Regions from separate parts of the Mus musculus genome. Here region 2 is linked to region 1. Evidence: chromatin loops called from intact Hi-C (ENCODE). Cell type or tissue: left cerebral cortex. All regions are shown on one strand.

The links. Hi-C counts contacts between places; a loop is a spot of excess contacts. Peaks named below come from ENCODE experiments on the same cell type or tissue, not always from the same donor. Only the 100,000 strongest peaks of a DNase experiment are listed, where the experiment ranks them.
Region 2: a loop joins it to region 1, with 9 times the contacts of the local background. A loop is called at or near these places in 2 of 42 quality-filtered maps.

What each region holds. Positions count from the first base shown.
Region 1 is chr6:108,404,818-108,412,817 of GRCm38, forward strand. It overlaps Itpr1 (inositol 1,4,5-trisphosphate receptor 1), which reads left to right. Exons shown (of 62, transcript NM_010585.5): 34 at 583-708; 35 at 1,273-1,401; 36 at 5,992-6,112. Among named protein-coding and RNA genes, the nearest start is that of Gm35165, 64 kb to the right of the region's middle. In left cerebral cortex, a CTCF peak has its summit at 3,532 (motif pointing left); DNase peaks (open chromatin) are centred at 3,521 and 6,091.
Region 2 is chr6:108,062,461-108,070,460 of GRCm38, forward strand. It overlaps Setmar (SET domain without mariner transposase fusion), which reads left to right and starts at 2,585. Exons shown (of 2, transcript NM_178391.4): 1 at 2,585-2,779. The coding sequence starts at 2,621. In left cerebral cortex, CTCF peaks have their summits at 2,830 and 3,317; DNase peaks (open chromatin) are centred at 2,597, 2,838, 3,294 and 6,273; H3K4me3 peaks cover 1,330 bases; H3K27ac peaks cover 1,379 bases.

The sequences.
Region 1 (8,000 bases):
TCATTCAGTATAAACGAAATCACACATGCATGCCTTGTTTTGACTGGGTGATTGCAAAATAGTTTCTCACAGCTCGTGCCAGCTTTGCAGGCATTGGTACTTCACTATTACCAAGTAATACTTCCTCATGTCCAGATTCCACACTACGTCACTCCAGCCATCACTGGTGCAGTTGTGTGCTTTTTCCACAGGTTGGCCATTATAAAGGGTGCTGCCAGGGAGACTTAACTGTCATGTTTTATGTGGACGTGGGTCATGCCTTCCCGGCTTCACTCATTGCAAACATCTCCCAGGCTGGACCATGTAATAACGCTGCCTTCTTGCCAACAGGAACAGTGTAGTCAAACTTGAATCTTTTCATCCAACCTTACCTTGAGATCATAAAAACAGTCTCTCCCTAAAGCTTTATGCTTTGGGGTTTTGAATTTTATAGTTGTGAATTTGGAAAATCAAAAAGCTACAGACACGAGAGCCAGCAGGGGTAGTGGAATAAGACTGGGCACCGAACCTTGGAGAGGAAGCGAGAGCTCATGGGCTCCTTGTGGAAGCGGGGTTGTCACAAGAGCTTCTTTCTCCCTTCAGGTTAAGATCGCTTACATTAACTTCCTGAATCACTGCTATGTGGATACGGAGGTGGAGATGAAGGAGATTTACACAAGCAACCACATGTGGAAGTTGTTTGAGAATTTCCTCGTGGACATCTGCAGGGTGAGGCGTGTGTGTGTGTGTGTCTGTGTCTGTGTCTGTGTGTGTGAGTATGATAGGACTGTCTGTCATCCCTGTTCAGAAATGCTGTAAAAGCCAGTTGTGAATTTTCTTCCATGAACAGTTCTGAGTGGAAGGGTCTGTTCATACTTGATACTTTTGTTACTTTTTTCTTTTTAGTAATTTCTTATTTCATCTGTAATATAAGTGATTTTTTTTTGTAACTCAAGGTATAGAACTATTCAATTTGTTTAAAAATTTATTCTCCAACCTTAGAAAGGGCTAATCTTATTCCAAGCAGAACGATTAAATAGTGGACAGGTACTATACTATCCAAAGCATCTCTCATTCCAAAACCCGTGTGGTCACCTATTATACACTGTGACTTCCTGTTTGTCACCTATTATACACTGTGACTTCCTGTTCCACACTGAAATCTTCATGATCATCTGTTATACACTGTGGCCTCCATATCTTTACTTCTGTCCCGTGAGGAATGTCATTTGTTGATATTCTGGAGTAGGCTTGCATACCGAGTTGAGTTCCCAGTCTCTGTCTCTTTTCTAGGCCTGTAACAACACAAGCGACAGGAAGCACGCAGACTCCATTCTGGAGAAGTACGTCACTGAAATCGTGATGAGCATCGTCACCACCTTCTTCAGCTCTCCCTTCTCAGACCAGAGCACCACTCTGCAGGTGAGAACGGCCTCCCGAGGGACAGTTTTCATGTGGGCATCTGCAGTCTACATCCAGGCATGTGCAGGGAGCTGGAAATGAGCCATTCTGCAAAGCCAGAATGGAAGGTGGCTCTGTCAGGGGCCCTTGGGGGCAGAAGGGAAGTTGCCCATAGTACCTGTAGGGATTGGCTCTTGGACCTTCTCGGTCCTCACATACCAAAATCCAGGGGTGCTTAAGTCCTGAACAGTAAATGGTGTTATAGTTGCATAGAAGCTACCCACATGCTCCCTCAGACTTTAAATCGTCTCTAAGCGACTTACAGTGAGCCATGCCATGCAGCCGCTGTGAGAGTAGTTGGCCCACCATATTATTCAGGGGCAAGGAAAACTGTGTATGAATTCCATACAGACCTGATGATTTTTCAGATATTTTCAGTCCTTGATAAATCTGCACATGGAGAACCCAAGGATACACGAGAGTGGCGATCCATTCTTGAGAAGTAGAGCCCATTAACAACAGCCAGGTGCATCATCTCTTTGTACTTTTACACCAAGTGCCAACCAGGAAATCACAGTGATTAATGAGGCCAGACACGCTTCTCTTGTAGTAGAAGGTGACATTCGAGATGGTGATGCCCCAGGAGATAGTGAAACAGTGTTGAAAACCATAAGCTGTATGCCGTGGGTCGGCTGATGGCCCAACAGGTGGAGGCACGTGCTCACAGGCCTGACGACCTGAGTTCAATCCCTGTATCTACTGGGTAGCAAGAGACAATCAGCTTGTAAGGATTGTCCTCTGAATTCCAAACCTGTGCTGTTGAACATGTGTACCTGGAGACAGACAGACAGACAGACAGACAGACACACACACACACACACACACACAGCTTTAAATGGGGCATACATTATGGCTTCTCACCTTGGTTGCTACTGTTTCCTTCTGTGGACTAAATTTATCCAGCATATAAGCAAGAATTGCCAGAGAAGTAAATCTTCAAATGACAAATATTCCAAATCTCTCCTAAGGTGTAGTTTATACCCAGAAATCAAGGTGTAATTCTGAAGACGTAGCTGATAGATCTCTGAACCTTTCATTGGTAATGAACACGCCTGTGTAGCCTCTCGTGCTGTTCCTTTGTAAGGCGTGTCTTCTCCTTAGCTACATCTCAGTTCTTTCTCCCTCCCGCCTCCTATGTCAGAGCTGAGACCGATGAATTTGGCGTTAGATGCACTGCATTTGAGCTGCCAGGGAAATGCCCAAGTATCAGCTTGTAAATGTGAATTCCAGGGAGGAAGAGGAGAATTCTGGAAGCTTTAGAGCAAGACAGATTGGATTCAAATCTCTATTCTGTCCTATCTGAGCTCTGTTAACACAGAGAGGTCACTGAACTTCCTGTTCCCTCCCCTCCCCTCCCTTTTCATGCCTTCTCTTTTTCTCCTTTCTATTTTGAAACAGGGTCTCATGTAGCCTATGGTGGCTCAGACTCACTATGTCACCAAGGCTGGCCTTGACTTCCTGATCCTCCTGCTTTGACCTCCCAACGGTGCCACCACACCTGGCTCAGAACTTATCGTGTATGTCTGGCAAGAATATAATATCAACTTGGTGTGCTCTTGTGAGAATGAGATACAATATTTATTTGAAACATTCAGTATAGTACCTAGCACACAGCAGGAGGTTCAAATGTGGCAGCCTCTACCGGTCTGCAGACTAGTGTCTCAGACATTGCTGGGCCTTTGATGCTGGTATTAACGACCAGCACCTAGTTACCAATTTTTTGAGTTAGTACTTGAGCTCTGAGACTCAGAAGGATAAAATGGCTAAAGATTAAAAATAAAGTCTTAGCCGGGGCAGGGAAGGGACTTCGCGGGGCCTGGAGGGAACATGAATGGTTCAAGAGAGGAGCTGAGAGGCCAGAGGAAGGCGCAGTTATGGATAGGATAGGGATAGGATTCATAACCAAGTAGGACTGCAGGACTATTTCACATTACAGTGTGGTGCCTGCAACTGGAGGCATGGGGAGAAAGGTGGGCAGAGGGAAGACAGGAAGGGAAAAAGGAGAAAGAAATGAAAAGGAGCCACTGTCCCAATGTCCCTTCCACAGTGCCTTACCTATCAAAGGTTCCACCACATTCCAGCAGTGCCCCCTTGTGGATAACTCCTGAAATTACATGTATCCTTGAGTCCCTGTATCACTCTTTACCCAATCAAACAATGAATAGACTATAGGACTAGCCCTGTCCTTTTGGCTAAGAAGTCAAGTGAGCTGATGTCACCATGCTGCCTGTCACATTTTTCAGTTAGGAGGCAACTACTGAGAACTCATTCGGTCACCTTTATATGCCCAGGTATCAGACAGGAGGAAGCAGATGGCTCATAAACACTGGTTCGTGTGAATTGACTAACCAAGGAACACTTCTCCGTGACTTAGACTATAGGGGTCTCGTCTCAAGCTCAGCATTTATAATAATGCCCCTTCCTTCTTCACAGGGTCATTCTAAGGCTAAATGAGATACTCGCGCAGTTCTTAGCACAGGGGCAGGCCAGGGGCAAGGACTCGGGGCAGGTAGCTCTTTCGATTGGGACCCTTTATAAACTCAGAGGTTAAGCAGAAGCCACAGCCATAGGAACTGACTCTAGGTTCCTTGGCCAATTCCTCTGGCTCCCTGTCCCCTTGACCTCTATGAGTACTGAAGCTTGCTGCTGGGTGGTTGGGAGCGCAGGGCAGGCTGTTCTTCCGGAAGATTCCAGTCCCAGCTGACCTGAATGGGGAGAAGAGGTTGAGTCAGCGCTCTGCTGGCCTCTCTTAGCAGTTTTGGATAATTTTATCCTTGCCCAGCCTTTGTCTTATACTAGAACACAAAGGTAACTTCCATGTCACATAGTTATTATCCAGGTCCAAATGAGATCATGCATGACACATCTGGCTTGTATCACGCACCCAACAATGGGAAGATACATGAACCGCATTTGTAGGGGGGAACTGAAAATTCTATTCCTCTGTTTCATTTTCTTAAAACAGGCTCTCTTTCTCCTCTAGCACTTGCCTTGGTTCCCTCTCACCATGGAAATCCCTTTAGATTTCTCACCGCCTCTTTCTTTACTCCTTTCCGATGCACTTTAGTGCAGCCGAATGAGTTATCTGCCCCAAACAGATGACTGGTGCAGCTCACCATACACCTTTGCCTGGCATGTCCAAAGAGAAAAATGTCACATGAATAGAGATAAGAAATCCCTACTTTAAAAAGCATTCAGAAAGTCAGTATCTAATTCACTAGCTGTATGCATGCTCTTACTTTAAAAGGAGTGCAAACTTAGTTCTTCTCATGAGGCCAAAGAGAGGTCTTCTCATAGAAAGCAATTGGCTTGTGCCCGTGCTCTGGGTTAAATGGATATTTATTGTCACTACCCATTACAGCTGGGTTGTCTTTGTACCATCAAAGAGACTGTCATAAATAAGGATAGAGGTGACGTCCCTGCTGACATCCATCTGGCATTCCATTTTTGTGAATTAAAAATATAGTGTCTACAGGACAGCCAGGGCTATAGAGAAACCCTGTCTTGAAAAAGCCAAAAAAAAAAAAAAAAAATATATAGTGTCTAGGGCCAGTGAAATGGCTCAAGTATAAAGGCACTTGCTAGCATGCCTAGTAGGCCTGTGTTTGATCCCTGGAACTCCCATGCTAGAAGGACAGAACTGACTCCCCATGACACACATGAATGCATACAGTTAAACAATAAGTAAATTAAATAAGCAAACAAAGTATTGGACATACAGATGCTAGCTCAGGATGGTGGTTTGCACCTGTAGTGCAGCTGTTGGGACGCTGCAGCAGCAGCAGAATCATGAGGTCAGAGCTTTTCTTGGGACATGGTGCTTCAAGGAGAGTTTGGTCTAAGTGACTGTGGTACATCTAACATGCTGGGGGCCACTCACACCAGGGTGAAATCGCTGACCTGGGTTAATTCATCTGGTTCGTAGTTGCGTGGCTTTACTGCTTTGGAGCGTTTGATTTCCCTGCTCACTCTGGTGATCAGAATTCATTAGATAATATCAAGTTTAAAATGCATCTAAAATAAGTAACATGAAGTCGGTGATACTATTTTATTGCTTTAAAATGCTCCTGAGCTTCTCTCACCATCTAGGCACTGTGTTCTTCAGCTTTCTGTTGATATGATGAAAAAAAAACAGACTAATTTAGTTACAAACAAAAAAAGATTAATTTTTTTTTCCCCAAAGCTTTGCGGTGAGGCAGCATATCATGGCAGGAGTGTCTGATGGGGTAGACATGTTCAACCAATCATAAAAAGAAAGCAACAATAGCAAGGAGGAGGGCAATGTCCCACCCCCTGTCCTTTGGATGCCCGAAGGACCTCTTCCTAGGTCCCACCTCCTTCCTATGGTACCAGTCTGAAGACCAGTCCCTTTAATACATAGCTCTTTAGGGGATAGTCAACATCTACACCAAAGCAGACACATTCTGGAATCCAGTCCTTGACCCTTCTGGAATCCTCCCACTAAGATGTGGAGGGTTCCAGACAGCCTCTGTTTCTAGCCAGGCCATCTGTGTTCTGCAGCCTTCTTCACCTCGCCTCTCTCTCTTATAGACCCGCCAGCCTGTCTTTGTGCAACTCCTGCAAGGCGTGTTCCGAGTTTACCACTGCAACTGGCTGATGCCGAGCCAAAAAGCCTCGGTGGAGAGCTGCATCCGGGTGCTCTCTGACGTAGGTAAGGCAGCCAATCCGTCTGGATGTGGCGGGATGAAAATGAGTGGCCTGCTGTTTACCGAGCCGAGCCGCAGCTCTCCCAAGGAAGGAAGCTGCAAAGCCAGACCCAGAGCCGAGCTCTTGACTCCTTGGCCTCTGTCTTTGCCAAGCCAGCACAGTGAGAAACAGTAAATCCTTGAAAAACAAGATTCCGTAGATCAAAGCCAGACGGCTCTTGGCAAGTGACTATCCATCAAGACTATCAAGACCCTGGGAAGTCCCTCATTCATAGCACGAGTTTGTTTACTCCAGCAGATGCATTTTGCTACGTGGAAATTTTCTTCCTGTGAAGCACCCCTAAGATCCCAAAGAGCACCCTTTCCCGCAAGTGGTGCACTGTTTGCATCTCTCTATGAAGTGGCTGCTTCTCTTTTCCCTCTTTGCTTCCCAACCCCCAAGACTCTTATCTCAAGGCCAGTCTAAAAGGCACTTGTTTATCCCTCCCCATCCTTGCGTTCTGCAATGCTAGTTATTGAACCTTGGCCTATCCCATATTAGGCAAGCACTCTAGCCCTGAACTACACCTCAGCTCTTTCCAAAGGAAAAAAGTTTAAGTGGTACTATCACTGTACATGTTTTGGGGTACAGCATTGTCAGGGGAATTGGCTTCCTGTTGCCATAGAAACCAGATTTCTTTCTTCTACTAGGTTTGAACTAGTTGGTAAATCTCTATATATTGTTACTATCCTGCAACTGCCCGTTATCCAGCCTTTGTCTAGCCTTCCCTTGCCTGAGCACTTTTCCTCTTTTACGTCTACATCTCCTTAAATCAGTCTTCTGACCTCTTCCTCTCTATACCTTCCATGAGTTCTCTTCACAGGAATAAGCTTTCCCACTCAGATGAGAAGTCTTGTGACTGAACTAGAGCCCCAGATCCTGGCAAGCAACAAGCACACTTCTCAGAAACGATGTCCTTGGGAAAGGATAGGATTTATGGGAAAGAGAGCTTTCATAGTGACCAGAAGATGAACATCTCCTCCATGTTATAACTTAGGGCAAGCAGAGGCTGTATTTGTGAGGACTCCTTGCCTTGGTTTTTTTAGGCCCTGCCTTATTCCTGTTCTGTTACAGTCTCAGCTGACAGGTATTACATGAGTGTGCCTGCGTGTGGGTGTTGATGTGTGTGTGTGTGTGTGTGTGTTGGGAGCGATTAGGCTGAGAGAATGCCTGGATGGCCCTATGCTTTCTTCAGACTCGACAGCAATTCATAAAGATGAAATACGCTGTTCAGGCCAAAATGTCTGTGTAAGTCCTTAACCCACAAGTTAATTGGTTTTGATTTAAGGAAGCTGTTGGCTTCATGGGCAGCTTGACACTTGGTCAGAGAAGCTACAAGGCTCAGTAGTCTCAGCAGGAGTGACATGGAGACAGCGGGAAGCCAGCTCAGCGGTAGAGAGCTCACCTAGTCTACACGAGGCCCCGCATCAGTCCCGGGAAATTCGAGGAAACAAAAATAGAGGAGAGAGCCGATGCTTGTGTGATATCTGGAGAAGAGGCAGCCTAGTCCCTTCCCAGACCCAATCGTGCCTCTTGGGAATGGCCTCCTGAGTCAAAGTGTACCTAAAATCCTGTGTATCCCTTTCGGTTTTAGATAGGTCAGTCAGGGCACAGACTTTCTAACAGATAAGCGTGAACCATGTCCCCTGCTTTTTTATATTGTACATTTCTCCCAGGGTCTCCCACTTAATAAACTGTTAGGATATTATTGGCTAGCTACTGATTCTTTTCGTGTGCCTTATATGTTCCCATTAAGAGAAAAATGGTTGCTCTCTAGCCCATCCTTCAAAGCGTTCCAGCTCTTTTCAACGTTAGATACAGGCAGTGGGGAACACTCCCTCTGTTTCCAGTGT
Region 2 (8,000 bases), 340 kb before region 1:
TCCTCCTGTCTTAAAGACATCTCAATAGATTAACAAGAATCCTTGTCCTACATTTGAATCATCCTCTAAGAAGATGAAAAAGATCACAGACAACTCTGTGACCTACTGAAGGTATAGCTTCAAGCCCTGCTCCCATAGGAAAGGGCACATGTGACATCTCTGTTAGTGGCTATGGCACTTGTCCTATAAATTGCTTTGAGCCTGATGTCAAGTGTGGCCAGAGATTGCACTTTGATCCTGATCACTTAGATGACTCTAAAACAACAACAACAACAACAAAAAAAAAAAAAAAAAAAAAAAACTAAAACCCATGATGGGTGTTCCAATGACCATGTTATGGCTACAATGTAAAACCTAATTATAAAATTCTAGGGTCTCATTTCTTCCCTGGTCTATTAAAGTCATCTTTTTAAACTATGCTATTCTCTATATCCCCAATTGTTCTTACTGTCATTGCTACAGTTTGAAGACAGGTTTCTAATTATTTCTATTGCTGCTTAAAACTAGAACTAAGTAAGAGGTGATAAAAATGAAAACTACTATGAAGATAGAACCAAGACTTGAGCACAACTATCTCCTTATTATGCCGGCCGGGGGGATGGGTGGGAGGTAAGGACGCTCTCTGCTTGCTGCTTGGATGCTCTGTTAGATTACCAATAAAAGTTTGTCGAGGAGTCAATTAGTTCTAGTCATTTTAAGCTTAAGGATCCTATAAGTCAGAAAGTAAAAGCATCCTATATTCATAACTGAAGTAGAGAAGAAGCTAAGGGCTGGAGACTGCCATCCTAGTCCTTTATGTCTGAAACCATATTGGCAGGGGAAGGTCATGCACCTGACCTGGCTATGCCAAAGGCTGAAGGAGGAGGATCCGTTAAACCTACACATCGAGTACAGGCCTTGGCAAAATATCAAGATCCTATCTCAAAATAATGATAACTTCTGGATCCTGGTTGTCTAGTTAATGTTTCTATTGCTGCAACAAAACCCCATGACAGACGATAAATCAAGATAGAGTCACTTGTCACCAAGCTGAAACTAACCTGTCTATGTAACCTTTTGCAGAAATAAAGAACTAAAGAGATAACAGACAAATATCCCAGGATAATAAAATTCCTCTGCCTTAATCTTAGCACACAAACATTACTCTGGTGCTAAGCAATGATTTATTTTCCTACTGTTCTGTATTCCTGCCCATGCCTTACAGGGATAGAGTAACTATGAAAGGACCATTCTTCTTTTGTTTATTGCTTCTGCTTTTCCATCTCTTCTCTTCCTATACAACCAATGCTACGCTCAGAAAATCAGAATGCTTATTCTACCTTACAGGGTGAAATGTTGTCCTTTTTCTAGAATTGAAAATAAAGCCAATTAAGACATTTAGATGCAGTGGTTCATGCAAGTAGTCCTAATAATCAAGAGGATGGAGAGTTCAAAACCACACTGGGTTTCATACTAATAACCTGTCTTGAAACAAATCTAGCTAAATACACACACACACACACACACACACACACACACACACACACACACACCTAAGTATATAGAATATATTTATTTATGCACACATACATTTGTAATTTTTTTCTCTAAAACACAAAGATGAAAAACCTAAGATCCTGCATTTTGTAAAGCTGCCCCGTTTGTATGGATCTGTAACAATTCCAGAAGCTAGAGTAATTTGGTGACTTTCATAGATAACTCAGGAACAGCCTACCTGCAAGCTACTCATCAACTACTCCCTTCTTCCTCTGAAACCTCTAAGAAGAAATGCCTGCTCTGCCGTGAAGGCCCTTTGTCTGCCTGTCTGTCTGTTTGCCTGTGTCATCAATGTATCTTCTAATGAATCTCTTATAAGGACAATCTATTTCAGTGTCCCCCTTTAGCCTCCAAACTTTTGGTCAACAAGAGTGGATGCCCTGTGGGACCCTATTATCACAGAAAGCAGTGAAGATAGAAAATTAGAAGAAGAGGAGGAGGAGGAAGAGGAGAAGGAGGGGGAGGAGGAGAAGAAGGAGGAGGAGGGGATAGAGGGAGAATAAGAAAAAGAAGCAAGACAAGCAAAATGGGGAGATTTGGCAATGTTAACATTTTCCACCAGATACAGAAACTCTGGCGTGATCAGTGAGTGACTCTACTCAAAACAGGTTTTTGTTGTTTTGTATAATGGGACAAGGTGAGCTTACAAGGAGAGGACCTTATCAAAAACAAATTCTGTGCCAGTCACCCAACTTCTCCGCGGGTTCTAGATCTTTATATTCTCTGGACTGTATTTTCTCCCTCAGCTTAGACGATACATTTCCAAACACCTACTAAACCCTCAAAGGCTGAACAAACAACCAGGCTTCACAAGGTTCCCCAGAAAAAAACGAAAACATTTCAAGTTCTCCAAATTTTGTACCTTTTGTGGTTCTGAAATTATCAGCTATGTATCTAGTTTAAAACAGTGGGATCCAGAGGAAAAGCACCCCAACGACGCTGAGGGAGGTATCTCCCTCACCTGCAGCCTGTTGGGACGGAAAACTACAACTCCCATGAGGAAGTAGGGCCGCAGAATCCACAACTCCCAGCATCCTCCCGGAGGCCCAAAATGGTCAGGCGAGTAGTCGAAGCGAGACCATAAATGTCTGCGGAAGGTGTGGAGAAGCTTTCTCTCGAGATAGCAGCATCTGAGGAGGAATCTGTAGCCCCGACAGAACAACAAGATGTAGCGTGCGGCCTGGAGAACTTGCCTGTGAGCTTGTGGCCTTTGGGGGCGGAGCCCAGGCCTAAACCTTTCCAGGTAGAGGCAGGGCTAAGTGGCTGAAAGGGCTGGGGGTGGTGCCCTTTTCTTTGGGGGCGGAGCCAGAGGGCGGCGCTAGAGGGCTGTCCCTTTCCCCCGGGGGCGGGGCCAGTGCCCTTTATATGGGGGCGGAGCTAGAAAGCAGCTCACCGATCTTAGGGGCGGTGCTAAAGGGCCTGTCTATTTCCCTTCTCTCCCCAGGCGGGGCCAGCGCTGTTCTAGACTGGGTTGGAGGGATGTCCTGTAGCCCCACAGGGGCTGACTACAAGACTCCTCTTAATTCTCACCAAGGGGAGCCTGCACCCTTCCATGTTGGGGCGGAGATAGAGGCCTGCGGACAGCCTCCATGGAAGGAACCAGAGAGCTGCTTATATCTTGAGTAGTTGAGGCCAATGCCCATGTAGAGCCAGGTCTAAAGAGCTGGGGGGAGTAGGAAGCTGGGGGGGGGGGGGGTGAGTAGGAAGGGGATTGTTTCACACTTCGCTGCAGAGCAGAATTCCAGGGCTACTCACTGCCCCCGGGGGCGCTAGAGCTCTTTCCTAGAAGCCAAGAAAGAGAGACACATAGCTCCCCCACGTGGTAGTAATTGTCAAATTGGCTGTAACAACAGGCTTCTTCCCCCCCACACACACACACACACCCCACCCCACCCCCGATATTTTTATTTTTTTTTTATTAGCACACGGGGTATCTAGTTTAACTATGGCATTTTTAAAATGTTCATTAGCAAATGTTGATTATACATAATAATGAGTTTTGTGATGACATTTTTCCACATATGCACAGAAGGTGTTTTGATGATATGCACCACCACCCTCTCTGGTCCCTCACCCTCTCCCAGTAATCCTTCACCTTCCTGGCTAGTGCCCCTTTTATCTTTCATCTCGCTGTGGTGAGTGTGTGTGTGTGTGTGTGTGTGTGTGTGTGTGTGTAGGAGACAGAGAGCCAATGAGTTTCATCAAGGTTGTTTACTGGAACTGCAGTCTTCTTGACGTCTTACTATTATTTACTCTTTGAGAATCCCATACAATATGTTTGTCATCCTTTTTCCCTCCCCCAAATCCTCACAGATCCTTGCCCACCTCGCAATCTACCCAATTTCATGTTCTTTCTCTCTCGAGGGGGAAATAAGCTGTTGGTCTGAAAGAAAAGTTCTTAAATGGACAGAATTTAATATTTTTCTTTGAACCTGTAATAAGACCTTAACAAGGATTCTTACCTTATACTGTCTGTAAAATAGCAGTTCCCTAACATGTGTGTGGCAGAGGCGTGACTTTTCAGAAAGCTTTTTCCCCCTGTCTGGCTTGTACTCAGAACTTACTGAGGGATCAGAGAAAACCATCTCCATGTCTGGTCTCGGCTATCTGACATGTAAGAAAGGCTTGGTTATGAATCTCAGCCCCTGGAGTCAAACTTAGCTGAGGTCTCCGCCATGCTGAGAGATCTTGGACACACATAAATTAACTTCTTCAGATCCTCAGAAGCCCTAGAGTTTAAGTCATAGACCCTCTTCTCAGCTGCTTGGGAATTACTGTTCCTAGTGCTCTGTAGGAACTCAATAAATGGCTGCTACCTCAAAGCCCTACTCCACCCTTCAACCCCTCAGACCATGGCCTAAGTTGCTTATGGAATAGGGAAAGACCAAAGATGCTGGCAGAGGGGTGCCCCCTCGGATGTCAGACTTAAGAGTATGACTTCAGCATCTTACCTACTCCACAGAGTTTGTTGTTTTCGAAGTGAAAATAACTTTAAAATTGTATAGCTTTCCCCCATCCAGAATAAGAACAAATTAGGGCTGCTCTTTCTTCCTTCTAGGATTTTATGAGCAGAAAATGGGATAATACATTCTATAGCAGATTTCAAAAGGTGAAGCAGGATTTCAATGTGAGAAATAGCGCCCTCTCATCTATGACTCATAGCCAGCAACACACATCTGCATTTGCATTGACAGTTTATTAATAACACAAGTAGATAATACTCCATGTACCAATGAGCTCTTAAGGCTTGGTCAAGATCAAACATTCCAGGATGTCTGCGAAGACCACCTATTTTTTTTCTTTATTCATCAAATAGTCGAGTGACTATAATATACCAGGCACTGTATTAGACGAGGCCTAGAAGATGACATCATTTGATTGAAGAAGACAGCATCCAGTTGCTTTTTTTTTAAGCTAGAAGTATCTAACATGAAAGAAAAATATTGCTCCATTCTTAAGTAACTCCAATAAATACTCATTAAGAACTAAAAGTATGCCAAGTGATGAGTTGGAATACAGAGAATAAGAAAACATGCCCCCTGCCCTCAAAGCACTAACAGTGTGATGATCCTACACTCAATTTTAGCTCGTTGTGCTACTGAATAAAAGTGTGTGTGTGTGTGTGTGTGTGTGTGTGTGTGTGTGTGTGTTTCTTTGCCATCTTCTCTAAGGCCTATCTATAAAAACAGTTGGTCTAATGCAATCTCTTAATTTAGCCTACTTTATTTTATGTGCAAAAAAATAACTAAGAATAACTTAATTAGCTAGACACTTGCCTATAATCTCAACACTAGATGTGGAAACAGGAGAATCGTGAATGTAGGAGCCAAGCTAGTCTTCATAGCAAGACCCCGTCTCCAAAGCTAGTTCCTAAGAAAGTAATTCAATGACAAAGTGCTTTATGCTCAAGTTCCTGGGTTTGCTCTCCTGCAGCATCAAGAAGTTGAAAGATTCTCTATAAGTATCTTCTTTAAACTCCTTACAGTCATTAGTGTCCATAAACTCAGGGGATTTGATGTACTAATCATAGTTTCCAAATTAAGTCCTGGTCTATTTTTTAAGAGGAGGGAGAAGGGGAGAAGAAGAGCCACGTGATTGATTCTTAGGCCAACCATTGAGGGCATACATGAAAGTCTTGAGAATAAAACTATTGGAGAAGGATATTCCTGGGGTTGTAAAATGAGATACTAAACAAAGCAGAGGTCACTCAGCCAGGCAGTTTTACTTTGGCAAAAGGGTGCACAGTGGCCCACACTAGTCGAGCAATCACTCCAAGGTGGGAGTACAAGTAGCTAAGTCTCACTCCATTGGTGACAGTTCAACCTCACAATCTGACATGATTGGCTAGTTCCTAATGGGTGCTATAGCAGGGGAAGGCTGCTATGGAGAGTTCCAAGAATCTCTACCATCTCTACCAAGGTGTGGCAAAATGGACAAATTTACAAAAGTTTTACAATAGGGAGGAGTTTATAGAATATTGGCATTTTGGGAGGCTAGCTCTCTCTGATAGGAAAAAGAAAAAAAAAACTGCTTCTCAGAAAAGATAATCCACATGCTTAAAGACAAGCCTCAAAGTTGCCCAGACTGTCTAGTGGTACCAGTGATATAGGATGTGTGTGTGTGTTATGGATGTTAGGAATGCAATCTAGACTTAAACATGTGCTACACAGATGCTCCATCACTGACCTACATTCCCAGCTCATCTTCAGCTCATTTTTTTCCCCACTGAATTCCACATACATAAAAGGAATCTTACAAAAAGTCAAACTAGCATACTTGCTGCAAACCCTGGCTCACGGGCTCACACAACCATTAAGGCATGAAAAACTCAAGGCAAAAAATAATTTTATGTCTGCTTTGCTCTGGGGTGCCATATAAAGGGAAAAGGGCATACTGAAATGTTCAGATTAGAAGCCAGCATATCCTCACATCCTTGGAGTTGAAAGCCAAGGAGAAAATAAACTAATTGGTTTTCTTGAGCCAAGTCAGGTCTAATCATTTGTCAGGTCCCTCAGATCAACTGCAAAGGTTATTTTTAAGATCTCATTGGGCCTTGGTCAGAATTAGGTGGCTCCCAGTCTCCTAATAGCTGCTAGAAGCAAAACTTAGGACATGAGAGGGCAAGTCCAAGGATTCCTGTAGCTGGGTTTTGAACACACCCAAAAAAGGAAGGACGTACTTCCTTAAGTATCCCTAGGATTCAAGAAACTTCCTTAAGAGTCATGCTCATGTGTAAAGTCCTAGTACTTCGTACTTGTACTTGAGTTTCTGGGGCTTTGATACATATTGTTAATCAGAACAGTTCCAACTTGCAGTTAAAGGTTATCAGGAGCTGCAGTGAAGCAATCAGGACAAACTGGATGTCTGCTGTGTGTCTATAACTGCAGATTAGAAGGACACTTCATGACATACCCCTCTGAAAGATGACGCCCACCCGTTTACCACGATTCAACATTAAGGCCGGTTCATGCTTGCCGAGTTCAAAGACGGATGAAATCATCATGGCCAAGAGGAGTCAAGTTAGAGTGTTTATCTTTCAACATGCTATATGCTGTCTCTACTTCGGCTTCCTTGACAATCACTGCTTATAAATTCTTTCTTTCTTAAGTTTTTTATGGGAAAAAAAAAGATTGAAACCTCTACCTAGGCTGTGGCTTATCGGGCATATTTCCCACTGATGGTGCTGCATTTGTTTCTAACTCTTGCACACGACAGTGCCAGACTGGTAAAGTCCCTTTCTTGTCCTTCATGTTTTTCTGCTGATCCCGAATCCCACTATATGCACATGACTATTAGTGAGGCAGTGTTTGTTGGTAAATGAAGGAAGGCTGGGCAAGGTCAGCTCTCATTCTCTCCATTCAAAGTGACTAAGTGGCCAAGGGTAGGGAAGGAATTCACAGACAGGGTTTTTGTTTGTATGTTTGCAGCGAGAAAGTTTAGCTCCAGGATCTATCTTTTCACTCCCTGCCACAATGCCTGTTTAATTTCTCTTAAATTTATATGCTGCCAGCCCCAATTGTAATTATTTAGATTCTCTCTTCTATTTTCCTTTGTCAGTGAAATAGATTGATTGGATAGGTAGTAAATGGAAGGTAATATTTTTAAAGCAAGTACCACACCCTGAATAGCATTATCTCTCTAGGAGTTTGTGAAAAACACCCCCAATATGAGCATTTTCCCTACGGTAATTGTCCATTCAAAACTTACCAAATCCTTTGCAAGAGTCACGGTGGTAACGTGAGCCTGGCTTTTTGATGTGTTACCAGAACAATCCACGTCCTGCACTGAGAAGCCCCCATAGCTTGGCCCTGTGTTCCTGGCCACAGTTGGAAGTTTTTCAGCCTGAATTGCTGCATAGTTTGTTCCAGTATCTTAATCTCTGTTGGAAAGCTGGTAGTTCCTTGTTGGTTTATATCTCTGACTACATTTTCTAGCGGATTCCTATCACCATTTCCAGCTTCTGT